2 separate regions of the Homo sapiens genome follow, and region 2 is linked to region 1. Evidence: chromatin loops called from intact Hi-C (ENCODE). Cell type or tissue: PC-9. All regions are shown on one strand. Links, peaks and the distances in the headings refer to the core of each region. The heading gives the core; the rest is flanking DNA. Region 1 has its middle 62 kb from the start of SCGB1A1. Region 2 overlaps AHNAK (AHNAK nucleoprotein).

Region 1 (2,899 bases), core at 208-2,707:
GCTGGAGTGCAGTGGCGCGATCTCAGCTCACTGCAACCTTTGCCTCCTGGGCTCAAATGATTCTCCTGCCTCAGCTTCCTGAGTAGCTGGAACTACAGGCACGCACCACCACGCCCGGATAAATTTTGTATTTTTAGTAGAGATGGGGTTTCCCCATGTTGGCCAGGATGGTCTCGAACTCCGGGCCTCAAGTGAGCAGTCCGCCTTGGGCTCCCAAAGTGCTGGGATTACAGATGTGAGCCACTGCACCCGGCCTAAATACATCTTGATGAAGGTTTCATGGAGGAAGAGAGATATGAGCTGGGCCTTGAAGGAGAGCTCCACATGTAGACAACATGAGTGACGGGCCAGGGATGGAGTGAGCATGGCTGACCCAGCAGGGAAGAGAGACTGACCTCACCCGACACAGGGCATGCATTGGGGAATGGTGGGGGAGATGGGGCAAGAGGGCGGAGATGGATCGTAAAAGGTCTTAACATCAAGGCAGAGGGTTGAAGAACTCAGACTTTAAAGAGTATTGAAGGGCCAGGCGCGGTGGTTCACGCCTGTAATCCCAGCACTTTGGGAGGCCGAGGTGGGTCGATCACGAGGTCAGGAGATCGAGACCACGGTGAAACCCCGTCTCTACTAAAAATACAAAAAATTAGCCAGGCATGGTGGTGGGCACTTGTAGTCCCAGCTACTCAAGAGGCTGAGGCAGGAGAATGGCATAAACCCGGGAGGCGGAGCTTGCAGTGAGCCAAGATCGTGTCACTGCACTCCAGCCTAGGAGAAAGAGCGAGACTCAGTCTCTAAATAAATAAATAAATAAATAAATAAAAAATAAAGAGTATTGAAGGGTGACTTGCTAGAAGCTGAGGTCTAGGGAGGTTTTTGGGTAGCAATGGTAGGTTTGAGGGTGGGAGGTGTGGAGGCAGGGACGAGACCCTGAGGGTCCAGACAAAGATGGTGCAAGGGAAATGGAAGAAAGGGGAAGCCCAAGGCCAGGTACAGTGGCTCACTCCTGTAGTCCCAGCACTCTGGGAGGCCGAGGTGGGTGGATTACCTGAGATCAGGAGTTCAGGACCAGCCTGGCCAAAATGGTGAAACTCTGTCTCTACTAAAAAATACAAAAATTAGCTGGGTGCAGTGGTGGGCACCTGTAATCCCAGCTACTCGGGAGGTTGAGACAGGAGAACTGCTTGAACTCGGGAGGCAGAGGTTGCAGTGAGCCGTGACTGCGCCACTGCACTCCAGTCTGGGCAACAAGTGCGAAACTCTGTCTCAAAAAAACAAAAAAAAAACCAAAAAAAAAAAAACCAAAAAAAGAAAAGAGAAGCCCATAGCACCTTCCTTCTCATCCAAGTCATCTCCTGGAGAGGGATCAGCCCAGGAGCTACAGGAGCGCCTCGGGTTTCATCGGTTACTCACAGGAGGCAGCCTCTGGGCTTTTGGGGGAAGGTCGAGGACATTATTTACTGAGGTCTGTTTTCCTGTGGATGGCTGTTCCTGCCTAGGCAACGAGCATTTCTTCACGCTGCGCATTCCAACTTGGTCAGACCAGAAGGCAGCAAATCCAGGTTTTTTTTTTTTTTTTTTTTTTTTAACTGCACGCAGAATTCCTTGCATAGCAGAGAGCTCAGGAAGGAAGGCCCTGTTTGGGGACAGAGGTCAGGGTTTCAGAGTCCAGGACCACTGAGAAAGAGTCAGGCCTTTCTTTTTTTTCTTTTCTTTTCTTTTCTTTTTTTGAGATAGAGTCTTGCTCTGTCACCCAGGCTGGAGTGCAATGGCGCAATCTCGGCTCACTGCAACCTCCACCTCCCGGGTTCAAGCGATTCTCCTGCTTCAACCTCCCACGTAGCTGGGATTACAGGCACCCGCCACCGTGCCCGGCTAATTTTTGTATTTTTTAGTAGAGACGGGGTTTCACCATCTTGGCCAGGCGGATCTTGAACTCCCGACCTTGTGATCCACCCACCTCGGCCTCCCAAAGTGCTGGGATTACAGGCGTGAGTCACTGTGCCTGGCAAAGTCAGGCCTTTCTCTGTTAATCTCAGGTTTGCCTGATTAGCCTCTGAATGGATGTACCTGGAGTGAACTCTGTCACAAGCAGAAATTTAATTTAACCCTTGAGATTTATTTCCTCCCACCCCTAAAGTATCAACTGCTAAAGGGATTTAGAAAGGATCCGAGGCAAGATTGGCAGGGCTGAGGGTTCTGTGGCTGTCACTGTCCAGGACAGCTGGCCACTGGGTCCAGCCTGCTCCCAGCAGTGGGCACAGGCAGGGGAGCAGGGCCCTGACCTTCCTGGCAGGTGGCAGGGTCCGGGTGAGGCTTCCCAAGCTCTGCCTGCTACCCTCCTGCTTGAAATCAGGGGTGAGGGGTGTGAGGCCCTCCTATAAATCCGGCAGAACCCAGCCAGAAGGAGCACTGGGACCTCATCTCCCTCCCCTCTGGATTCCAGCTCCCCGGAATGGGCCAAGTTTGCCTTAACTTTTTATTGAAGTGAAAAACAGTCAAGATATGAATATTCCCTAAAGCCACTTTGGAATACTTTCAAGAATAGTTTCACAGTTAAACAGGCAAAAGGACAAGATTGCATGCAGGAATGGATCACCCACTTGGAGAGCCGGTTCTGGAAAGAGAGCTTTGATTTCATGCCTTATCTGTTTCGTGCGTCGTGGAAGAAGGGAATGGAAGGCATTTGGTTGGGGAGATGGAGACCTGCTGCTTGTATGGGGTATTCCCCTCTGCATGGTGACAGGTTCTTAGGGAAACATCTTAATAGAAGGCTTATGAGCAGTCTGGCAAACTTCCCACCCTCCTTGTACCCAAGACAAAAATGTTGGCCTGACAAAAATATTCAGGTAATTTTCTAGTATTTTTAGCACTTCGCAGACCCCAAACTACCCAAGTAATG
Region 2 (2,899 bases), core at 103-2,602, 58 kb before region 1:
TCTCCACTCTGGCCCTGCTCCTTCTTTTTTTATTTAAAAAAAATACATTTTTATTTTTTATAGAGATAGGGTTTTGCCATGTTGCCCAGGCTGGTCTCAAACTCCTGGGTTCAAGCGATCAGTGTGTCTTGGCCTCCCAAAGTTCTGGGATTACAGGCATGAGCCACCACGCCTAGCTCTGTCCCGCTTCTTGCTATCACGAGGGAGGCTGTTGGGTGGACCACCGGGCTGTGTGCTAGCAGGCTCTGGGACTAGGGTCCCAGCACACTCCCATTCTCTCACCTCTCTGGACCTTACTTTCTCCATCCTTAAGTAACAGGCAGTGCCATCCCATAAAACTCTCGGCAGTGGGGGAAGTGTTCTGTGTCCACGCTAATATAGTAGCCAGTAGCTACATGTGGCTGTTGAGCTCTTGAAATGTGGCTAGTGCAGCCAAAGCTAAAATTTTAATTTAACTGAATTTTAATTGATTAAGTTTAAATAGCCACATGTGGCTGCTGCGTTGGGTGGCACAACTCTAGGTCTCTCCTAGCTCTGAAGGCTTATGGCACTTGGCTGAATCGTGCAGAATTCCCCAAAGCTCCAAAGACCTTCTTTTGGCTAGCAACAGGGCAGAGCCCTCAGCCTCCAGGGAAAGCCTGACTTAACCTAACTTGTGTGGGAGGAGAAGAAAGGACCACTTGGGCTTGATACAGGCTCCAGAGGTGGAGGAGAGACTGAGGGCTGGGACCCAAATGCAGAGAATGGGAAACCTGGCTACACAGTATCCCACGCCCCTCCTTCAGTATTCCCTTCAGTATTTCCATGCCCTTCCGCGGAACTGAATGGCCCAGGTCAGATGAGAGGGGAGTCCTTCCAGGCTGTGCCAGGACAGCAGGGCCACAGCCAGAGCAGGCAGGGTGGTTGGCAGCCCCACCTGGCCGGGAAGCCACTGGGTGCCCTGCCAGGGCCAACCTGCAGCTTCGGGTCCAATGGCTCCCGTCCTCACGGGCTATTGGATCGGTGTCTACTTAGGATGGTTTCTCCCCTCCTCAGGAACCACGTAGGTTGCATCTGTCCTGGGCCTCAAAAGGGACTTCTGCCCTGGGACTCTGCCTGAGGCCCTGGCAGGGAAGCCAACTGCCTGTCTGCAGGGCAGCCCTGGTTCCTCTGGCACCTGGGGGTCTGGCCCAGGAGGCACTTTGTCCTTGGGGTTTTAGGCTCAACCCTTTGCAGGTCTGGAGCTGTTGCAGCCAGCTGCAGTGACTCACTGGGGCGGGAGGGTGGGGCCGAGGTGTGGGCGAGGGTGAGCTGGCCCAGCTAGCTCTTTCCCCCTCGCTGGCTGCTGGCACAGCACCAGGATGCTGGGGTGAGCAAAGGGGCCCTGCTCCAGGAGGAGGACAGGGGTGTCTGGGCGATCTGAAGGAGTGGCTTCAGTTCTGTCTGAGAGATGAAGTCTGGAATCTGTTTTCCTTCCCTGCCTCTGCCTGGCTGCTTTTCTGCAGGGCTGGCTCCTGAGCACTGGACAGTGGGAGAGAATGTGCCATTTAAGCCCCAGCTTTGCTGTTTCTTGCTGGGAAGGGTCAGAGTGATTTCCTGTCGCAGCCTTCTCTGCAGCCGGAAGGGAGGAGGTGTTTTCGCCAGTTTGCACCTGAGCCCAGAGGCTCAGAGTCTTTGCTCACCTTGTAGCCAGCACCTGTGTTGACAAGGAGACACATTGTCCACACCGCGTTGTCAAACAGGAGGATGGCTGTCGGGGGCTGGGGTCTGTGTTTCTCTTTCATCCGTGTTGTGATCTGCCTGAGATAGGAACTGCTAAGTGCCCACGAATTCCCAAGAGACATAGTCTCATCCTCAGAGGTCACCTGTAGCACCTTCAAGACCCCATGTATATTTCATTTCCCCTAGAAGGCTCCCAAGCCTTCTGGAATATTCTGCGGCAAAATCGGTCACAGCTAGTGCACTTTGCTCATCATATGTATCTGTGACAGGAACTGAGTCTTAAATCTCCCTGTCTGGCACATGGGTGCGTGAGTGATGTGAGGTCACCGTCTAACGCAGCGTGTAATTAGGTGCTGGGCCCAGCTGTGTCCATCCCTGGCTGGTTCCGTCTGTAGTGCAAAGTATAGTGTTGGGCATATGGAGGCAGCCGGTATACATGCATTGATTGACTGTTGATACTTTCCGGATGTAAACGGCTGTAGGCGGGGCTTTGGCTTAGGTTCCCCATGACTTATAGTGTCCCCCACACCATTTCAATTGGTGGCTGCTGCCGCCATTTTGTGCTGTGGCTGTAGTCCGTGGCCCTATGCAGAGTCCTGCCTGGTGTCTTTCTAGGGCACCTGCAGATGACAGCTCACCTTGTGGCTGGAGGGCGAATTTATTACTAAATGCTTGCACCTATAAGGGCCTGGCTCAGGGCCTGGTGTGGCAGCCGGGAGGCCTGAACTCACTGTGGGCCAAGGTGGGCTCAGCTGGGCTCTAACCTCTGGGGCTTGGGCGGTGCCTGGTGGGGCCGGGGCCTCCTTTGTTCAGGCAGCTGCCTGTGGCAGGGCTCCCAGAGCTGCCAGCTGGTGAGGCACCCCCCTGGTCCTGGGTACTGGGTGAGACTGGGTGGCCCAAGTCTCTGTCTCTGAGGGAGGTGGAACACTGACATTCCTGCTTGGAGGCAGACTCTGAGGAGGCTCCCACCTGTTACAAGCAGCAGACCTGGGGTGGAGTAGGCAAAAGACTTACAGACTCGGTCGGCCGGGTGCGGTGGTCACGCCCGTAATCCCAGCACTTTGGGAGGCCAAGGCGGGTGGATCACAGGGTCAGGAGTTCAAGACAAGCCTGGCTAAGATGGTGAAACCCCATCTCTACTAAAAATACAAAAAATTAGCCGGGCATGGTGGCGGGCGCCTGTAATCCCAGCTACTCG

The links. Peaks named below come from ENCODE experiments on the same cell type or tissue, not always from the same donor. Only the 100,000 strongest peaks of a DNase experiment are listed, where the experiment ranks them.
Region 2: it touches region 1 in a loop (7-fold over the local background); 26 of 110 quality-filtered maps call a loop at or near these places.

The regions. Positions count from the first base shown.
Region 1 is chr11:62,479,489-62,482,387 of GRCh38, reverse strand. It overlaps a transcript of AHNAK not described here. Among named protein-coding and RNA genes, the nearest start is that of SCGB1A1, 62 kb to the right of the region's middle. In PC-9, for the core only: no CTCF peak of the experiment used is centred there; DNase peaks (open chromatin) are centred at 1,497 and 2,037; H3K4me3 peaks cover 1,342 bases; H3K27ac peaks cover 1,898 bases.
Region 2 is chr11:62,537,807-62,540,705 of GRCh38, reverse strand. All of the region lies in intron 1 of AHNAK (AHNAK nucleoprotein), which reads left to right. Among named protein-coding and RNA genes, the nearest start is that of AHNAK, 7.6 kb to the left of the region's middle. RefSeq lists enhancers at 401-1,001, 1,002-1,604. In PC-9, for the core only: no CTCF peak of the experiment used is centred there; a DNase peak (open chromatin) is centred at 1,325; H3K4me3 peaks cover 1,085 bases; H3K27ac peaks cover 1,661 bases.